5 separate regions of the Homo sapiens genome follow, and regions 1, 3, 4 and 5 are each linked to region 2. A link is a contact called in ENCODE Hi-C or POLR2A ChIA-PET data. All regions are on one chromosome and are shown on one strand. The core of a region is the stretch at or near the end of the contact, and the rest is flanking DNA. Distances in the headings are between cores, read along the strand shown. Region 1 has its middle 21 kb from the start of PDGFB. Region 2 holds the start of CBX7 (chromobox 7). Region 3 holds the start of APOBEC3G (apolipoprotein B mRNA editing enzyme catalytic subunit 3G). Region 4 holds the start of PDGFB (platelet derived growth factor subunit B). Region 5 holds the start of APOBEC3F (apolipoprotein B mRNA editing enzyme catalytic subunit 3F).

The links. Hi-C counts contacts between places; a loop is a spot of excess contacts on that map. ChIA-PET counts read pairs that join two places held with the same protein, here RNA polymerase II (POLR2A). Pooled maps may share reads with other maps.
Region 1: a pooled map shows a loop between it and region 2 (4-fold over the local background). The contact joins the enhancer-like site here to the promoter of CBX7 in region 2. A Hi-C loop is called at or near these places in 1 of 168 maps with a recorded cell type or tissue (ascending aorta), 1 of 37 single-sample maps with no recorded cell type and 3 of 50 pooled maps. POLR2A ChIA-PET finds 5 or more read pairs at or near these places in 6 of 52 experiments (CD8-positive, alpha-beta memory T cell, HEK293, Panc1 and 3 more).
Region 3: a loop to region 2 is called in a pooled map, with 2.4 times the contacts of the local background. The contact joins the promoter of APOBEC3G here to the promoter of CBX7 in region 2. A Hi-C loop is called at or near these places in 8 of 37 single-sample maps with no recorded cell type and 8 of 50 pooled maps. POLR2A ChIA-PET finds 5 or more read pairs at or near these places in 5 of 52 experiments (B cell, GM12878, T-cell and 2 more).
Region 4: a loop to region 2 is called in a map of CD8-positive, alpha-beta T cell, with 20 times the contacts of the local background. The contact joins the promoter of PDGFB here to the promoter of CBX7 in region 2. A Hi-C loop is called at or near these places in 10 of 168 maps with a recorded cell type or tissue (CD4-positive, alpha-beta T cell, CD4-positive, alpha-beta memory T cell, CD8-positive, alpha-beta T cell and 5 more), 1 of 37 single-sample maps with no recorded cell type and 14 of 50 pooled maps. POLR2A ChIA-PET finds 5 or more read pairs at or near these places in 17 of 52 experiments (B cell, CD4-positive, alpha-beta T cell, CD4-positive, alpha-beta memory T cell and 12 more).
Region 5: a loop to region 2 is called in a pooled map, with 3 times the contacts of the local background. The contact joins the promoter of APOBEC3F here to the promoter of CBX7 in region 2. A Hi-C loop is called at or near these places in 5 of 50 pooled maps. POLR2A ChIA-PET finds 5 or more read pairs at or near these places in 2 of 52 experiments (H1 and activated T-cell).

The regions. Positions count from the first base shown.
Region 1 is chr22:39,264,438-39,268,131 of GRCh38, reverse strand. No RefSeq gene overlaps it. Among named protein-coding and RNA genes, the nearest start is that of PDGFB, 21 kb to the right of the region's middle. RefSeq lists enhancers at 1,062-1,331, 1,512-1,591. Within about 2 kb of position 1,353, at least 7 of the 41 ENCODE cell types and tissues checked have a DNase peak (open chromatin) inside an H3K27ac peak, as active enhancers do.
Region 2 is chr22:39,150,153-39,154,193 of GRCh38, reverse strand. It overlaps CBX7 (chromobox 7), which reads left to right and starts at 1,514. Exons shown (of 6, transcript NM_175709.5): 1 at 1,514-1,818. The coding sequence starts at 1,750. RefSeq lists silencers at 1,208-1,777, 1,848-1,897 and an enhancer at 1,355-1,936.
Region 3 is chr22:39,076,025-39,079,723 of GRCh38, reverse strand. APOBEC3G (apolipoprotein B mRNA editing enzyme catalytic subunit 3G) reads right to left here and starts at 2,449. Exons shown (of 8, transcript NM_021822.4): 1 at 2,346-2,449; 2 at 639-792. The coding sequence starts at 2,362. RefSeq lists enhancers at 2,556-2,635, 2,646-2,695.
Region 4 is chr22:39,243,732-39,247,819 of GRCh38, reverse strand. It overlaps PDGFB (platelet derived growth factor subunit B), which reads left to right and starts at 2,838. Exons shown (of 7, transcript NM_002608.4): 1 at 2,838-3,919. The coding sequence starts at 3,857.
Region 5 is chr22:39,039,355-39,043,531 of GRCh38, reverse strand. It overlaps APOBEC3F (apolipoprotein B mRNA editing enzyme catalytic subunit 3F), which reads right to left and starts at 2,668. Exons shown (of 7, transcript NM_145298.6): 1 at 2,555-2,668; 2 at 442-595. The coding sequence starts at 2,571. RefSeq lists a silencer at 1-122 and enhancers at 969-1,746, 2,799-2,858.

The DNA of each region.
Region 1 (3,694 bases), core at 104-2,603, 110 kb before region 2:
CAGAAGCATATCACACATGGCTTGCTGACCCAGGAATTCCATGCCAGCCAAGGAGCAACCCCTAAATATGGAAAAAGGAAAGCTATCTGTAGAAAGATATTAATCGAAATATATTATTTATAGCTTCGAAAAACTGGAAATAACTGAGATTTCCAACAATGAGGGAATGGCAAAATAAACCATGGAATATGGTTTGACAAAATATTAGGCAGCCAATAAAAATGAGGTTCAGAGAAGAGGAAAAAGAAACGAGATTACAGAGAGTGAAAGAACTAGAAAAGTGGCCATGATATAATGGCAGGTCAAAAAGGCAGGATACCACCTTTTTTTTTTCTTTTAATATACAGTATGACCTCAGCCCCATTTTTTTTTTAAAGTCCTCAAACAAAAAACTATGGAAGGAAATACATCAAACCTTAACAATGATTGTCTCTGGGTGGTGGGGCTGTGGGTGGTGATTTTTCTTCCTTATTTTGACTTTTCTGCAATTTTTAGATTTTCATAAATGAACATGTATTGTTGCTTTTATGGTAAAGATATTAAAAATGATTTTTTTTTGACGGAGTCTTGCTCTGTCGCCCAGGCTGGAGTGCAGTGGCATGATCTTGGCTCACTGCAACCTCCGCCTCATAGGTTCAAGTGATTCTCCTGCCTCAGCCTCCCGAGTAGCTGGGACTACAGGCGTCCGCCACCACTCCTGACTATTTTTTTTTTGCATTTTTAGTAGAGACAGGGTTTCACCATATTGGCCAGACTGGTCTCGAACTCCTGACCTTGTGATCCGCCCACCTCGGCCTCCCAAAGTGCTGGGATTACAGGCATGAGCCACTGTGCCCGGCCAAGACATTAAAAATGAAAAAAAAAAATCAAAGGAATTCGGGGTGGGGATGGGGTGGATGCTGTCTGTGCTCTGCCCTCGAGTCTCTGAGAGGGAGTTGGCATCAGGGAAGGTTCTAGGCTTGGAGGTGGCAGCCAGGTGTCAGGGGCTGCCTGTGTGATCCTGGGCAGATCCCTTTAGGCCTCAGTGGCACATCCTGTCAGATGGGGCCTGGTCACCTACTTTTCTTTTTTCTTTTGGAGAAAGGGTCTCATTCCTGTTGCCCAGACTGGTGTGCAGTGGCATGCCATCATGGCTCACTGCACTCTTGACTTCCCGGCTCAGGTGATCCTCCCACCTCAGCCTCCTGAGTAGCTGGAACTACAGGTTTGTGCCACCACACCCGGCTAATTTTTTGTATTTTTAGTAGAGACAGGGTTTCACCATGTTGCCCAAGCTGGTCTTTAAACTCCTGGCCTCAAGTGATCCGCCCACCAGCCTCCCAGAGTGCTGGGATTACTGACGTGAGCCACTGCATCTGCACCCGGGCCTCTGGCCACCTATTTGACAGAGCGTGTAGCAAGAACAGGAAGGGAACGTGGCTGAAAACAGTATCGTTGTTAGTTCTTAGGAAGGCCAGTTCTGTTTTCAGACACCCGGAAAGATGTCAGCGTTCTTACTGGGGTGTCCCTGGGAGTATTTTTAGTCCCAGAGGTACAGATGTTCCTGACTCATTTTGGAAAGTAGAACTGGGGTGATCTCTAGACACGCATCACTCTGTGTGGGAGGGGCATGGCCAGGAAGTCAGAGTCCTGGGTTCTAGGGCTGGCTCTTCCCATACTGCTGTGTGATCTTAGACGAGTCACTCAGGCTTCCTGGGCCTCAGCTTCCCCTGTGCAATGGGCTTTGGACACAGAGATCACTAAGATGAATAAACTCTCTGTTTAAACGAGGCCTTCTCCCCCAGGCCCTAAGGGGCAGGAACCCAGGAGTCTGAGAGTGAGCCCCTTACCGGCTGTGGTCCCCAGAAACTTTTTTTTTTTTTTTTCTTGAGACGGAGTTTCACTCTTGTTACTCCAGGCTGGAGTGCAGTGGCACAATCTCGGCTCATTGCAACCTCTGCCTCCCGGGTTCAAGCGATTCTCCTGCCTCAGCCTCCCGAGTAGCTGGGACTACAGGCGCGTGCCATCACGCCCTGCTAATTTTTGTATTTTATTAGAGATGGGGTTTCATGATGTTGGCCAGGATGGTCTTGATCTCTTGACCTCATGATCCACCCGCCTCGGCCTCCCAAAGTGCTGGGATTACAGGTGTGAGCCACTGTGCCCAGCCTCCCAGAACCTTCATATGTGTCCTGTTACCTTATTTCCAGCCACCCTTCCCTAGGGGAGTATGTATGTGTGTAAGGGTATGTGTGTGTGGGTCTATGGAAACTCAGTTCACCATGATGGGATCACCTTGTTTCCCTGGACCTCCTCAATGGTATTCCACTGCTCGGAGTGTCTAGTGGTGGGGGAGGATGGAGGCTGCCTCGGAGCAGGTGGTGTGTCCAGGAAGAGAGTGCCTGTGATGGACCGGACGCCCGTCCGTGTGGTGTGCACACACATCCCCAGCCCGCGCGAGCAGGGAGCTGTGATGGGGCCCGGGGAGTTTCTGGCTACCCTTGTCCTTGGTGCCATGAGGAACCTCAGAAAGGACTCAGTCCTGAGCACTCCCAGGCTCCCACTCTGACACATGTAGTAGATGTGTGCGACAAGCACATCACGTCCCTGTAGACGCAGCTCAAAGCCTAATCATGGTGCATGCACTTTCTGTGCTTTCTACAGGCCCAGCTTTCCACAGAACCAGCGCCAGGAACCTTCAGAACGATTCTGTGAGACAGGCACTGATTCTCTTCAGCATTTACTGATGGGGAAACAGAGGCTCAGAGAAGTTAAGAAACTCACCCAAGGTCACACAGCAGCAAGTGGCAGGCAGGATTCAAACCCAGGCTGTCTGGATCAGGCCCACACCGTGACTCACGCATAGACTCTTCCAGCTGCTGCTCTGGCGATAAGGAGAAGCCCAGCAGAGACCGGTGGCTTTCCACGGTCACGTCGCAGATTAGTGCAGAGCCCAGGCACACTCCAGGACCCTGGACTTGGGAATGGGTTCTTTGCCCATGAACGTGAGTGGAGCCATCTGTCAGAGTCCTGGCTTCTATGCCCAGCACGGGCCAGGCAAGCAGGCCAGTGGAGAATGTGTCAATTGGACCTGAATAGCTTTCCATTTATCACCAGTCTATCCTTGTGCCAAGCCCTGTACCAGGCCCTGGGGTACAGAGACGAGCAAGACTCATTTTCTGCTCATAACCCAGGGACTTCCAGAAGGAGGTGACGTTGAGATTTGGTCAGATGGAGGAGGGCAGACAGGGCGTTCCGGGCTGGGGAAATGTCTGATGCATCTGGGGAATCTCCATGGTTTCTGGGAGGGTTGGGGAAAGCAAAGGAGAGGAGTTTTTGAGGGTCTGACGCTGCTGGGGGCAGGTGGGTGGGTCAGGGAGTGGGGACAGCTGCTGAGTCCACTGAGGCTCTGGAAGTTTCAGGCCCACCCTGGGGACGGAGATGTAGTCTAGGGAAGGACGTGCCCTCCACTTCTGGGTCACAGCTGGAAGGGGAAGTGGGGGCTGGGCACAGGGTCTGAGGTCACAAGGCAGGGACAGGGAGATGGTAGATCAGTACCCCAGCTGGTCCCTCAGAGGCGGGGAGGGGAGAGGGAAGCAGACCCAGCACCCGGCTTCTCTGACCACAGCTCCTGCGGCGCCTCCTCACTCACTTCCCCAATGCGACAAGCTCGTCCCCACCACAGGGCCTTTGCACCTGCTGTTCCTCCTGCCTG
Region 2 (4,041 bases), core at 265-2,764:
AACTCCATTCACCCAAGTAAATGCCATCACTGTTGTGTATTTTAAATCTGTTTTTATCCAGAAGTCATTGTTATTGTTTCACACTATCGCTGTTCTTCATTTTTCTTTATTCCCAGTTGCATCAGACCTCCGTCTGGGATCATCTTTTTCCTGCCTGAAGTTCCAGCTTTGGAATCTCCCTCCGGAGGGTCTACCAGTGGCAAACTCTTAAGTTTTTGTATTTGTAAGTGCTATGATTTCACCTACGTTCTGGATACATGTGCCTCATACTGGGTACATAATTCTTGAAATACATTTTCACTGAATATATAATTCTAAGATGATGGTTATTTTCTCTCTGGCTTTGTTGCTCTTGATGAAAAGTCAGGTGTGAATCTATTATTCTCTTTTTCTATGTGCCAGAAAGAGGTGTTGGATTTTATTGTGAGGGAAATAGGGAGGAAAATTTTTAAGCACAGGGTGACCCCGTCAGATCTGCATTTTAGAAGCACACTCTGGCACTGTGTGGCTGAGATCGGAGGGAGGGCAGCTCCGCGAGGTCTCTGCTGTGGTCCAGAGAAAAGACGGGGCGAACCTGGGAGGTGGGTGCGGTGAGGGCAGGCAGACCCGAGTCCCCGAGGGGATGCCGGAGCGACAGAAGTTGGGGTCAGTACAGGAAGGAGCAGGGACGACGCCGGGCTCCCAGTGAGGAATGGAGGCGCGTTAGCGAAAAAGGAAGGGGGGTGGGGAATCAAGAGTTCGTCTCGTGCCACAAATGGTTGAGCCCCCACTAAGCACCTAGCGCCCAGTACACGCGGGTTTGGGGAAGGCTGGGGCAGCGCGGCGGCAAAATCCGTCCCCGGGGGACCTCAGCTCCACCGCGGCCGCTCCTGCCGCGAACGAGGGCCCGGCCCGGGAGCCCTCGAGGCAGCGCCCGCGTCTGACCCGTGCGTCTGGGCACCGACCACCGAGGGTCGGGTGGATGGACAAATGGAAGGGCGGATGGAGGGGTGGGTGGACGGACGTGGAGACACTGGCCAAACTGCGCCGCGGAGAAGGCCGGATTAGGGAGACCTCGGCCCTGCGACGTCCGGACACGGTGGGAAGCCTTTTGGGTCCCGGCTCTCCTGCAACTCGAGGGGCTGCGCCTCGGGCCCAGTCTCCTCCGCTGCGGGAGGTGAGCAAATGGCCTCCCCGCTCTGAGCCTTGACTTTGTCGTCGGCTCCACTGGGCCCTGCCACTTCGGCCCCTGGCAGTCACCGGGAGGCTATGAGGCGCCCGCCTGGGTATTAAGGATCACGTCCCGCCCCGGCGTCACAGCAAGACGGGGCGCGCGAGCCTCCGCCCCGCCCCAGCCGGTGACCGAGCCAAATAAGTCCCACGGCAGCGCTCGCGGCTCGCGGCCCGCGGCCCAATCGCAACCCGCGGGGGCGGGCCCCGGGGGCGGGGTTCCGATGGGGGCGGGGCTCGGGGGCGGAGCTGACCCTCAGGGCGCGAGCCGAGCCCGCGGCCGTTCCGCGCGCTCCCGCCCCGCCCCCTCCTTGCGCGCGCTCGCTCGCTGGCGCCGAGGAAAACGTTGCGCAGGTTCAAAAATGGAACGTCGGCGGCGTGAGGGAGCGCGAGGGGGTGTGCGCGCGTGCGCGTGCGCGTGCGCGCCCGGACGAGGGTGACGGGGACCCCGCCAGCCCCAGCATCGCGCGCCGCAGCCGCGGCCCCGCAGCTCCGCCCCCGGCCCGGCCCGGCCCCGGGCCCGCTCGCCCGCCGCCCCGCATGGAGCTGTCAGCCATCGGCGAGCAGGTGTTCGCCGTGGAGAGCATCCGGAAGAAGCGCGTGCGGAAGGTGAGGCTGCCCGGGGGCGGCTCCCAGGACCCCAGTGGGGTCCCTCCCGTCCCCAGCACCGCTCCCTCCACGCTGGGGCTGAAGGGGAAAGCGGGGCGCGGGGGCCCCGGCAGCCCTGCGCTGCTGGGCCCGTCTCCCCAGCCCGTGCCTCAGTTTCCCTGCCACCGTGTAGGGCGAGTAGAACAAAAGTTGTCGCTCCAGGATGCTAGTGGCGGCCGAGCCTGCCTGAGCTGGAGATTAGGATCGGACGTAGGGATCCTCAGCGCCATCCCACCTCGCTCCCCTTTTATTGTAAATATGGGGAGACTGAGGCCCAAGTTGAAAGGACTTGCCTAGCGCGTTATGGTCAGAGCTGGGTTTTGAACTCGGGACTCTGGACGCTTGGCACCAAATCCTTTCAAGTTGTAAGTGGAGCTTTGGAAAAGTCTCCTCCGGCCTCTGAAGTTTTTCCTGCTGGACTTTGGCCTTTTCCGATCCTGCCCCCTCTACGCCACCCGAGCACATCCCTATTCCCCGCCCCCACCCCCACCTCAACTCCTAGCCCAGGCCAGGGCTCTGAAGCCCGCCCCCTGCGCTGGGGCATCCCCTAGTCTCCTACCCCATCTGCCTTCTTCAAAACATACACCCTGCAATTTAAGGAGGTGTCTGTTCTGCTGGTTTCAGAACCCCACACTTTGGGGCTAGACTTTGTCCGGGCCTGGCGTCTACACCTCCCGTGCACTTGTTTGGCGAGGGGGCTCGCCTAAGGCTGGGGAAATCCTTGGGGAGAAGTTCCTTTCCTGGTACGCACTACTGTCCTTCCTTTGTCTCCTCCTCCCTGCAGCCCTTTGGGAGGCTCCAGGCCGACTGGGAGGGGCCTTAGGGGGTCACCTCCTCCCATTTAACAGAGACAAAAACTGAGGCCCAGGCAGAGGAAGTGACCTGCTCAAGGTCACCGAGCAAGTTAGATAGGGAGGTAGAGCAGGAGCTCAACTGGGCTGATTGGCAGCCCATCTTCTTTCTCCATAGAGAAAACTCAGTCCTGGCATCTCGGGCCAAGGGTGAAGGTCAAGGTGGTCAGGAGCATCTTTTCTTCCTCCAGCTGTGCTTGGGGTTTTACTCTTCTGATTGAGGCAGCTGTTCCTCCTCCTTCTCCTTTTTCCTAGGGTTTTCTCCACTTAAAAGAGAATTGATTTATTCCACAAAGCTCAGTGCTTTTCGTGCTGTGTAGCCTGAAGCAGGCACAGCACTAACTCCCTCTACGATGGAGCCCGCAGGGTAGCACAAGAGGGCGAGATCATCATTCCTTCGGCCAGTCACTCAAAATATTTATTGAGGGTTGGTCAGGTACCAGGCACCAGTCTAAGCCCCAGGGATCCACCCCTTCCCTCAGGGAGCTGGCATTCTGCAGAGGCGGCACACAGTGAATGAGGAGATACAGACAGATGCCTTCAGATGGAGCTGTGTGCTCTGCAGAAATAGAACTGCAAGGTGCCAGTGGAGACAGCATGGGAGAGGGTCACCAGGGAAAGCCTCTGTGAGGAGGTATCATATTTTGGTCTTAAAGTTCTGGCGTGCAGGGGCTTCACTCACAATGGGGTTGGACTGTAAACTTTTTTTTTTCTTGGCACCAAGATCTCACTCTGTCACCCAGGCTGCAGTGCAGGGGCATGAACATGGCTCACTGCAGCCTCAACCTCCCCGGCTCAAACGATCCTCCTGCCTCAGCCTCCTGTGTAGCTGGGACCACAGACAAGTGCCACCATGCCCAACTAATTTCCTTTTTTCAGAGACAGGGGTCTCACCGTGTTGCCCAGGCTTGTCTCAAACTCCTTCCTGGGCTCAAGCGATCTTCCAGCCTCAGCCTTCCAAAGTGTTGGGATGACAGGCTTGAGCCACCGTAACTGTAAACTTTTAAAGCCTGTGAGGAAGGGAGGGGCCTGGCTCTACTTTCTAACAACCACAGGGCTGACCACCCCTTCTGAAGGTGGAGACTTTGCCAGTCTTCCATGGGGTCCTGCCAGGGTCTTTTGAGTTGAGAGTCCTCAAGTCACTGGCCCATTACCTCTGAGCCAGAGGCAGCCACTCACAGACTGAAAGGGGACTCAGCAGATGGGGGAGGAGCGTGGGGACTACCCCAGAGAGGAATGTTTTCGTATTTGGAGACTCTTCCAATCTAAAAAAGAAAGTAAGCGTTCCCACCTGTGCACTGGGGCTCTAGACACTGTGGGTCTTTGGCCACGC
Region 3 (3,699 bases), core at 1,200-3,699, 75 kb after region 2:
TGTGACAAGAAAAAGAAACTTCATTATCTTGTCAAGAATTTTATGTTAATTAATGTTGAAGTAATATGTTAGCCACATTGGATTAATTAAATATTAAAATTAGGCCGGCGCTGTGGCTCACACCTGTAATCCCAACACTTTGGGAGGCCGAGGCAGGTGGATCACCTGAGGTCAGAAGTTCGAGACCAGCCTGGTGAATATGGTGAAACCCCATCTGTACTAAAAATACAAAAAAAAAATCAGCTGGGCGTGGTGGTGGGCACCTGTAATCGCAGCTACTTGCGAGTCTGAGGCGACAGCATCGCTTGAACCCAGGAGGCAGAGGTTGCTGTGAGCCGAGATCGCGTCATTGCACTCCAGCCTGAGCAACAAGAGTGAAACTCTGTCTCAAAAAAAAAAAAGAAAAAAGAAAAGAAAAGAAAAACGGAAACACAAGGCCTTTTGTGCAGAGGCAAACCCCCTCCACGATCCGATCCCAGGACGGTCCAGCAGGAAGGTCAGGGCCACGGACTTGGAAAGTGTGGGAGAGAAGGACACACTGGATAGCCCGCCGCCGGGCACTTCACTTATCAGTGCGTGGTTTGCTTTCCCAGCTGGCTTAGCTCCTGCCTGCAAAGTGATTGGAGTCCGGGTGGTACCTGGCCTCGAAAGATCTTTGCGTCCAAAGGGGGCCTTGAGGGACCCTTTGTTTTCACTTCGTAGCACAGCCAGACGGTATTCCGACGAGAAAGGATGGGTCTATTATAAAAGTTGTAGGAGAATGTGTCTCGATACATTCGCTCCACTGTGTTTCTGAAGACACAAGAGAGAAACCAGCCAATGTAGAGAGCACTCCTGGGGGCCCTCCGGGCTGATGTCCACTAAACACAGCCCCCTGGACGGCTCTAGGCCTCCCCCATCCCTCCCCTCCCCTGAGAATTTCGGCGGAGACTGTAGTGAGCCAAGATCGCGCCACTACACTCCAGCCTGGGCGACAAGAGCGAAATTCCGTCTCAAAAAAAAAGAGAGAGAGAGACAGAATAAAACTCTTCACCCCAAAATAACAGCTTTTAACCTTTCAGCTCAGTTCCTTCCTGACATTTCACCTCTGTATATTATTATTGTTAAATCATGGTAGAACCGAATTCTGAGGCCCAGGCCAGTCTTCTAAGTGCTGCGCGGGGGTGAGCTCATGTGAGGCTGCCCTAGGCTGGCAGGGGCCATTCCCGTCTTACAGAGGAGGGGCCAGACGCGCAGAGAGGCGGGGTAACCTGCCCAGGCCACAGAGCTGGGGACAAATGGAGTGGGGGCCCCTTTCCAGGCCAGCCCTGTCCAGTCTCTGTATCACTGGCCCTGCAGGAGGCAGCCATTGGGGACCGGGCTCTCTTCTTACTAAATTTTAAAATAACAACATTCCTCCTGATCATTGAGTTTTTTTCCCATATATTCCATGTTTTTTCTTTTGTTTTTGTTTTTTTTTCTTTCAAGACGAAGTTTTGCTCTTGTTGCCCAGGCTGGAGTGCAATGGGGCGACCTCAGCTCACTGCAAACTCCGCCTCCTGGGTTCAATGGATTCTCCTGTCTCAGACTCCCAAGTAGCTGCGATTACAGGCGCCCGCCACCACACCCAGCTAATTTTGCATTTTTAGTAGAGACAGGGTTTATCCATGCTGGTCAGGCTGGTCTTGAACTCCTGACCGCAGGCGATCCGCCCACCTCAGCCTCCCAAAGTGCTGGGATGACAGGTGTGAGCCACCGCACCCGGCCACTATATTCCATGTTACTGGTGTCATTTATAAACAGTGAATGCTGATAGTGGAGGAGGAGCGTGTGTTTGGGGTCATCTGCATCCTCCTCTGCCCACAGTGGAGACATCCTTGGAAGACATGATTTATCCTGTGCTTCAGAGACCATTCCCTCCCCACACCCTCTCCTAAGACTTGGTATTTAAGCAAAGTAAATCTTACAGAAAATCCATCAAAGCCCTGTGAACAAAATTCCACCTTGCTCTACTCATCCTTTGGTTCAATTCTCCCAGTTCCAGAGTTCAGGAATGGCGGGAAGCACACAGAGGGAGCACCCTCCCAGGGCCGGGAGCACCACCCCAGCCATGACTTTCAGGGGAGAGTCTCAGCAGGGGACCTGGGCTGGGACAGATGGGGGAGGCGGCCCATTCAGAAGCAGCAGTGGGGCGACAACACAGCAGGGCAAGGAGCCTGGCTGGGAGTAGGGGGTGCAGGGGAGTCAGAGGGGAGGGAGCCCAGGGCTGGGGCTGGGGCAGGGGAAGGCCAGGGCTGACGCCCAGCAGAGCCACCAGGCAAGAAGGGGCAGCAGAGGGGCCCAGTGGGTAGAGCGGGCAGCGGTACCTGAAGTGAGGCTTCATCCTTGGCCGGCTAGTCCCGACTAAGATCTTTGTCTGGAGCACCAGGGTTTCACTTTCTGCTCCAAGCTTCTGGTTTTAGGACAGCCCTCCCTAAAGTGACCTCCCAGGGCCTCGTAGTCATGGCCCCTCCCGCTTCCTGCTCAGGCGCTGGTGTAGGAGGCCCTGGGACGCTTTATCTTCCTCAGTCTCTCACCCTCTTTCTGGTTTTCTCTGGGGCCCTCCCCCTGGCAGAGGGACCTCTGATAAAGACAGGCCGCTCTGTGCGGCAGGACCCAAGGCAATTGCAAAGGGAAAGAGAAAGTCATTGCAGCCAGCGCCCGGGAGGTGGGTCCACACCAGGCTGAGCCAGCAGAGCACAAGCCCCTCCCCTGGTGGTCCCGCCCAGCTGGAGCCTCCTCTCCACCATCAAGACAGACAGGCTGATGCCTCCGCAGGGACTCCCGGATCCTGCCCTCGGGGATCATCCCAGAGACGGCCCCCACCCAGCGGCCATGGGGACAGGGAGGGAGAGTAAATGGCCAGGCGTCTGCCTCCCCCCAGGCCGTCACCCTCGGAGGCCACCGTGGGAGGGAGGGACAGCAGGTGGGTGTGGGCCTCAGATGTCCCACCGGGATGCCATGCGCGCCCCCACACTGAGCTCTTTCCTTCCTGCTTCTCCTTCTTCCCCATCTCCTGCCCGGAGATCCTCCGTGGTGGGCTGAACTTTTGCCCTCTCTTGTCCCCATGTTATGGAAGGGCAGCGGCTGGTGTCCCAGGCCAGCCTGTCTGGAGCCTCCCTGCGCGTCTCACAGCTCCCTTCCCCTGGTAGCGTGTTCCCATGGCGTGGTGACCTACAAATTACACAAGGGATGCATTTGCAAATGACACTTTATTTCTTGTTAAGGGTGACAGCCTGCAAGGTAGCCATCCAGCAGCCTGGGAAGAGCAGCCTCTGGTTAACACCAGAGACAGACATTTAGAAGCAGGAGGGGTTGGGGCAGGAGCTTTATGCTGAAGGGGTTAGCTAAACATACATATTGAACAGGCTACAGGAGGAGCTATGAATATTCATGTGGGTGGCTGCACTCCATGCTTATTGAACAAACATGCGTGTAACATATGATCCCAGGCGGGCACAGTGGCTCACACCTGTAATCCCAGCATTTTGGGAGGCCGAGGCAGGTGGATCATCTGAGGTCAGTGTCAGGCCGCTGAGCCAGAGCTAAGCCATTGTGACCCCTGTGAACTGCACATATACATCCAGATGGCCTGCAGCAGCCAAGAAGTCTGGAACAGCCAAAAAAACACAAAAGAAGTGAAACAGCCAGTTTCTCCCTTAACTGATTAACCAACCTTAA
Region 4 (4,088 bases), core at 1,589-4,088, 92 kb before region 2:
TGGTCTCGAACTCCTGGCTGCACATGATCCTCTGGCCTCAGCCTCCCAAATTGCTGGGAATACAGGGGTGAGCCACCGTGCCTGGGGAGGTGTTCTTTACAGACTGTTCCTCTGCACAGAGAAGGTACAAGAAAGGAGCCCTTAGCACAACATTCAGGCCCAGGTGTCACGCAGGTGTCACGTAGCATTCAGGCCCAGGTGTCTGCTGGGCCCTCTTCTGCCACTTCTAACCCATGTACTGGCACCTGCACTGCAATGATTTGGGTCTATCTCACTGAGAGCATGGGAAGTCCCTGAGTGCCGAGGCTGGGACTCCTTCCTCATTCCATTTCTCAGCGCTTCACACAGGGTCTGCAAACAGTAGGCGTTCTACGATGCTGCTCTGAGTAGCCTTCCCTCTCCCTCAACTTGTACCTAAGTCAGAGTTCATATGGGTCCATCACTTTTTAGCTGGCAGAGCAGGTTCCCACATATTAATGCATGTGGCGCTCACCAAAGCGCTGTGTCAAAAGTGTCATCATTGTCATCAGCATCACCTGCCAGAAAATTGCACAGCACGGTGGTCTCAGCATGTGGGCTCTGTAGCTGGACTGCTCAGATTCAAGTCCTGGCCTTACCACTTACGGGCTGTGTGACCTTGAACAAGTGTATTGGCCTCTCTGTGCTTCCATTTCCCCATCTGTAAGATAGGAATAACACATCTCACAGGAGCATGGAGAGGCTACAGGTAGAGTAAGAAAAACACTAGCTACCACATAGTCAGCTCACTAATCATGGTAGTTGTTACCATTCTATTTATAGAAGACACAGAAGGTCAAGGTCAAATGACCCAGCTGTCCGGTGGAAGAGGGTTTTTATCTCTGAGTCGTTAGACTTCAAATCTAGTGTTTGGGGGTTATCTCCTCGTCCCGCTGCCCCATCTCCCTTGTCACCCTGTCTCCTAATTTATCTGTTTATACATCTGGTTGTCCTTCTCAATGGGGCTCTTCAAAGGCAGGGGCCTGCATTAGGCTGGTTCACACCTGTCTCCCCAGTGCCTGGAGCAGTGCGGGGCCACCAGTGAACTTGAAGGCTGCATGGAAGGTTCCAGGCGCTTGCTTCCTGCTAAGGTGTTTTGCTGAGCGCCTCCACATGGAGGACCTCATGGGAGCCTCCAGACCACTCCAGGAGCAGGGTAAAAATTCTCTACAACTGCACTGAGGTACAACAAACTGCACACATTTTGTTGTGATGTACGTATACACCCATAAGCCCATCACCACAATCAAAAATGACAAACATTTCCATCACCACTAAAATTTTGCCATGCCTCTCTGTTCTCTCTCACTCCTTCCCATTATAGATTTATTTTTATTTCTTTAGAGATAGGGTCTTGCTCTGTTGCCCAGGCTGGAGTGCAGTGGCACAGTCACAACTCACTGCAGCCTCAAACTCCTGGGCTCAAAACGATCCACAGTCTCCTGAGTAGCTGGGACTACAGGAGCTTGTTACCACACCCAGCTCCAGTTTATAAATTCATCTCCAGTTTATAAAGGAGGAAACCGAGGTACTGAGAGGTTAAAAAACCTTCCTGCAGACACTTGTCCAGCAAGTGGCCACTCCAGGATTTGGACCAAGGTGATGTGTCTTCAGGCTGTGTCTCTGCCACTGTGCCACGCTGCTGGGTGGTAGGCAGCAGTGGGTGGGTGCCTGCAGTGGTCTGTAAAGACCACCTGAGATGTCCTTCCTCCTCTGTTCCACCCTGTCCAGGTCCAAGAAGACAGTCTATGAAGAGAGAGCAGGTGTGACTCTCTCAGTGTGCTCCTCTGTGAGAAGCAGGCTGACATCCCAAAGGGAAGGGCGGATAACAGAGACAGTGCAAGCGGAGGAGATGAGGGTGCCTCAAAGCCGGGAGGCTGGGTGATGCAGGAGCCTGCGTGTCCCGAGGGGGGTGCTGGGCCCAGTGTGAGTACGTGTGACTGTGACTGAGACAGTGTGACTGCTGAAGGCAGGGACACAGCAGCTCCCTGACTGGGGGCAGAAGGCGTTAACTGTGTGAAGGCTGGTTGTGGGTGGGTGGGCTCTGGGCCTCGAACCCGGGGGCTGAGGGAGATAGTAAACAGCAGGGTGACTGACGGGAAGATCATGTTGGTAGCCCTGCGAAGATGCTGCAGGGCTGTGGGGGTTTGTGTGACTTTGCAGTTCAACAAATTCAAATTCAGCCAACGCTGGCAGGGCCTGTTGTGCCAGGCAACCAGCTAGGAGGAGGAGACTCGGACCCAGCTTGCAGCTGAAGGGCGCTGGCTGCCGGGTTCTGTGGGTTCACCTTGCGGTGTCTTCCCTTGCTAACACTGAGTCCTTACAATAGCCCCATCTCCAGGTTGAGGCTAGATGGAGGGGACAGAGGGAAGTGACTTGCCCAAGGTGACCCAAGCTCCCGAGTGCCAGGGCAGGATCTGAATTCAGGCTCTCAGACTGCAGAGCCTGAGTCCCTCCCTGCCATGCCTGTGCCAGGGTGGAAATGTCTGGTCCTGGAGGGGAGCGTGGACTCCTGGCCTTGGCTCTGGAGACATCCCCCTAGACCACGTGGGCTCCTAACCTGTCCATGGTCACTGTGCTGAGGGGCGGGACGGTGGGTCACCCCTAGTTCTTTTTTCCCCAGGGCCAGATTCATGGACTGAAGGGTTGCTCGGCTCTCAGAGACCCCCTAAGCGCCCCGCCCTGGCCCCAAGCCCTCCCCCAGCTCCCGCGTCCCCCCCCTCCTGGCGCTGACTCCGGGCCAGAAGAGGAAAGGCTGTCTCCACCCACCTCTCGCACTCTCCCTTCTCCTTTATAAAGGCCGGAACAGCTGAAAGGGTGGCAACTTCTCCTCCTGCAGCCGGGAGCGGCCTGCCTGCCTCCCTGCGCACCCGCAGCCTCCCCCGCTGCCTCCCTAGGGCTCCCCTCCGGCCGCCAGCGCCCATTTTTCATTCCCTAGATAGAGATACTTTGCGCGCACACACATACATACGCGCGCAAAAAGGAAAAAAAAAAAAAAAAGCCCACCCTCCAGCCTCGCTGCAAAGAGAAAACCGGAGCAGCCGCAGCTCGCAGCTCGCAGCTCGCAGCCCGCAGCCCGCAGAGGACGCCCAGAGCGGCGAGCGGGCGGGCAGACGGACCGACGGACTCGCGCCGCGTCCACCTGTCGGCCGGGCCCAGCCGAGCGCGCAGCGGGCACGCCGCGCGCGCGGAGCAGCCGTGCCCGCCGCCCGGGCCCCGCGCCAGGGCGCACACGCTCCCGCCCCCCTACCCGGCCCGGGCGGGAGTTTGCACCTCTCCCTGCCCGGGTGCTCGAGCTGCCGTTGCAAAGCCAACTTTGGAAAAAGTTTTTTGGGGGAGACTTGGGCCTTGAGGTGCCCAGCTCCGCGCTTTCCGATTTTGGGGGCCTTTCCAGAAAATGTTGCAAAAAAGCTAAGCCGGCGGGCAGAGGAAAACGCCTGTAGCCGGCGAGTGAAGACGAACCATCGACTGCCGTGTTCCTTTTCCTCTTGGAGGTTGGAGTCCCCTGGGCGCCCCCACACGGCTAGACGCCTCGGCTGGTTCGCGACGCAGCCCCCCGGCCGTGGATGCTCACTCGGGCTCGGGATCCGCCCAGGTAGCGGCCTCGGACCCAGGTCCTGCGCCCAGGTCCTCCCCTGCCCCCCAGCGACGGAGCCGGGGCCGGGGGCGGCGGCGCCCGGGGGCCATGCGGGTGAGCCGCGGCTGCAGAGGCCTGAGCGCCTGATCGCCGCGGACCCGAGCCGAGCCCACCCCCCTCCCCAGCCCCCCACCCTGGCCGCGGGGGCGGCGCGCTCGATCTACGCGTCCGGGGCCCCGCGGGGCCGGGCCCGGAGTCGGCATGAATCGCTGCTGGGCGCTCTTCCTGTCTCTCTGCTGCTACCTGCGTCTGGTCAGCGCCGAGGTGAGTTGCCACGGCGGCTGGGGCTGGTTCTTCATTCATTACCTTCGCCCCCCCCTTCTGACCGCCCCCTCCTCTCCCTGCAGTGAACTTTGGACCCTTGCAGCCCGCGAGCCTGACGCCGGGCGCTGGGTGACCTCTTCGGGCTGGGAGCGAGGTCCGGGGGTGACAG
Region 5 (4,177 bases), core at 1,419-3,918, 110 kb after region 2:
TCGAGACCAGCCTGGTGAATATGGTAAAATCCTGTCTCTACTAAAAATACAAAAAAAAAAAAAATTAGCTGGGCGTGGTGGTGGGCACCTGTAATCCCAGCTACTCGGGAGTCTTAGGCGACAGCATCGCTTGAACCCAGGAGGCAGAGGTTGCTGTGAGCCGAGATCGCGTCATTGCACTCCAGCCTGAGCAACAAGAGTGAAACTCTGTCTCAAAAAAAAAAAAAAAAAAACACAAGGCCTTTTGTGCAAAGGCAAACCCCCTCCACGATCCGATCCCAGGACGGTCCAGCAGGAAGGTCAGGGCCACGGACTTGGAAAGTGTGGGAGAGAAGGACACACTGGATAGCCCGCCGCCGGGCACTTCACTTATCAGTGCGTGGTTTGCTTTCCCAGCTGGCTTAGCTCCTGCCTGCAAAGTGATTGAAGTCCGGGTGGTACCTGGCCTCGAAAGATCTTTGCGTCCAAACGGGGCCTTGAGGGACCCTTTGTTTTCACTTCGTAGCACAGCCAGACGGTATTCCGACGAGAAAGGATGGGTCTATTATAAAAGTTGTAGGAGAATGTGTCTCGATACATTCGCTCCACTGTGTTTCTGAAGACACAAGAGAGAAACCAGCCAATGTAGAGAGCGCTCCCGGGAGCCCTCAGGGCTGATGTCCACTAAACACAGCCCCCTGCATGGCTCTGGGCCTCCCCAACCCCTCCACAGCCCTGAGAATTTTTGCTTCCTTCCCAGGCAGGAAGACCGGGGAGAGAGCAAGAAAAGGGGATGCTGGCATGGGCAGCAGGGGCAGGCTGACCTCTTCCAGCTCAGGGTCCAGCTCTGGTCGTTCCAGGAGTACATTCCCCACCTTCCCAGTATTTCTCCCACCCATTCTCCAACGCATTAGTAAAATGCAAAAGAGAACAAAGTTCTTGGCTGGACATTATGGCTCATGCCTGTAATCCCAGCACTTTGGGAGGCCGAGGTAGGCCCATCACTTGAGGTCAGGAGTTTGAGACCAGTCTCACCAACATGGTGAAACCCAGTCTCTACTAAAAATATAAAAATTAGCCAAGCGTGGTAGTGGGTGCCTGTAATCCCAGCCACTGTGGAGGCTGAGGCAGGAGAATCGCTTGAACCTGGGAGGCGGAGGTTGTAGTGAGCCGAGATCGTGCCACTGCACTCCAGCCTGGGCTACAAGAGCGAAACTCCATCTCAAAAAAAAAAAAAAAAAAGAGAGAGAGAATAAAACTATTCACCCCAAAATAATAGATTTTAACCTTTCAGCCAGTTCCTTCTGACATTTCACCTCTGTATATTACTATTGTTAAATCATGGTAGAACCGAATTCTGAGGCCCAGGCCACTCTTCTAAGTGCTGCGCGGATGTGAGCTCATGTGAGGCTGCCCTAGGCCCGCACGGGCCATTCCCATCTTACAGAGGAGGTGCCAGAGGCGCAGAGAGATGGGGTAACCTGCCCAGGCCACAGAGCTGGGGACGGATGGGGCTGGGGCCTCTTACCAGACCAGCCCTGTCCAGTCTCTGTGTCACCAGCCTTGCAGGAGGGAGCCATTGGGGACCAGACTCTCTTCTTACTAAATTTTAAAATAATAGCATTTCTCCTGATCATTGAGTTTTTTTCCCATATATTCCATGTTTTTTGTTTTTGTTTTTTTTTCTTTTGAGACGAAATTTGGCTCTTGTTGCCCAGGCTGGAGTGCGATGGGGCGATCTCGGCTCACTGCAACCTCCGCCTCCTGGGTTCAAGCGATTCTCCTGTCTCAGCCTGTGGAGTAGCTGGATTATAGGCGCCCGCCACCACACCCGGCTAATTTTGTATTTTTAGTAGAGACAGGGTTTATCCATGTTGATCAGGATGGTCTCGAACTCCCGACCTCAGGCAATCCACCCACCTCAGCCTACCAAAGTGCTGGGATGACAGGTGTGAGCCACCGCACCCGGCCACTATATTCCATGTTACTCGTGTCATTTATAAACAGTGAATGCTGATAGTGGAGGAGGAGCGTGTGTTTGGGGTCATCTGCATCCTCCTCTGCCCACAGTGGAGACATCCTTGGAAGATACGATTTATCTTGTGCTTCAGAGACCATTCCCTCCCCACACCCTCTCCTAAGACTTGCTATTTAAGCAAAGTAAATGTTACAGAAAATCCATCAAAGCACTGTGAACAAAATTCCACATTGCTCTAATCATCCTTTGGTTCAATTCTCCCAGTTCCAGAGTTCAGGAATGGCGGAAAGAACACAGAGGGAGCACCCTCCCAGGGCCGGGAGCACCAGCCCTGCCATGACTTTCGGTGGCGGGGGAGAGTCTCAGCAGGGCACCTGGGCTGGGGCAGGTGGGGAAGCGGCCTATTCAGAAGCAGCAGTGGGGCAACCACAGAGCAGGAAAAAGAGCCTGGCTGGGAGTGGCGGGGGCAGGGGAGCCAGAGGGGAGGGAGCCCAGGGCTGGGGCTGGGGCAGGGGGAGGCCAGGGCTGACGCCCAGCAGAGCCACCAGGCAGGAAGGGGCAGCAGAGGGGCCCAGCGGGTAGAGCGGGCAGCGGTACCTGAAGTGAGGCTTCATCCTTGGCCGGCTAGTCCCGACTAAGATCTTTGTCTGGAGCACCAGGGTTTCACTTTCTGCTCCAGGCTCCAGGTTTCAGGACAGCCCTCCCTAAAGTGACCTCCCAGGGCCTCGTAGTCATGGCCCCTCCCCCTTCCTGCTCAGGCGCTGGTGTAGGAGGCCCTGGGACGCTTTATCTTCCTCAGTCTCTCACCCTCTTTCTGGTTTTCTCTGGGGCCCTCCCCCTGGCAGAGGGACCTCTGATAAAGACAGGCCGCTCTGTGCGGCAGGACCCAAGGCAATTGCAAAGGGAAAGAGAAAGTCATTGCAGCCAGCGCCCGCGAGGTGGGTCCACACCAGGCTGAGCCAGCAGAGCACAAGCCCCTCCCCTGGTGGTCCCGCCCAGCTGGAGCCTCCTCTCCACCATCAAGACAGACAGGCTGATGCCTCCGCAGGGACTCCCGGATCCTGCCCTCGGGGATCATCCCAGAGACGGCCCCCACCCAGCGGCCATGGGGACAGGGAGGGAGAGTAAAGGGCCAGGTGTCTGCCTCTCCCCAGGCCTTCACCCTCGGAGGCCACCGTGGGAGGGAGGGACAGCAGGTGGGTGTGGGCCTCAGATGTCCCACCGGGATGCCATGCGCGCCCCCACACTGAGCTCTTTCCTTCCTGCTTCTCCTTCTTCCCCATCTCCTGCCCGGAGTTCCTCCCTGGTGGGCTGAGCTCTCGCCTCCTCTTGTCCCCATGTCATGGAAGAGCAGTGGCTGGTGTCCCAGGCCAGCCTGTCTGGAGCCTCCCTGCGCGTCTCACAGCTCCCTTCCCCTGGTAGCGTGTTCCCATGGCGCGGTGACCTAAAAATTACACAAGGGATGCATTTGGTTTTTTTGTTTGCTTTTGTTTTTTTGTGTTTTTTTGTTTGTTTGTTTGTTTTGAGACGGAGACTTGCTCTGTTACCCAGGCTGGAGTACAGTGGCGTAATCTCAGCTCACCGCAACCTTTGCCTCCCAGGTTCAAAAGATTCTCCTGCCTCAGCCTCCCATGTAACTGCGATTACAGGCACCCACCCCTACGCCTAGGCTAATTTTTGTATTCTTAGTAGAGACAGTGTTTCTCCATGTTGGTCAGGCTTACAGCCGCCCACCACTATGCCTGGCTAATTTTTGTATTTTTAGTAGAGACAGGGTTTCTCCATGTTGGTCAGCTGATCTCGAACTCCCGATCTGAGGAGATCCGCCCGCCTTGGCGTACCAAAGTGCCGGGATTACAGGTGTGAGCCACCGCGCCTGGCCACAATGTATAAATTTGGAAAGGAGATTTTATTTCTTGTTAAGGGTGACAGGCAGCAAGGTAGCCATCCCGCAGCCTGGGAAGAGCAGCCTCTGGGAAACACCAGAGACAGACATTTAGAAGCAGGAGGGGTTGGGGCAGGAGCTTTATGCTGAAGGGGTTGGCTAAACATACATATTCAACAGGCTATAGGAGGAGCTATGAATATTCATGTGGGTGGCTGCACTCCATGCTTATTGAACAAACATGCGTGTAACATATGATCCCAGGCAGGCACAGTGGCTCACGCCTGTAATCCCAGCATTTTGGGAGGCCGAGGCAGGTGGATCATCTGAGGTCA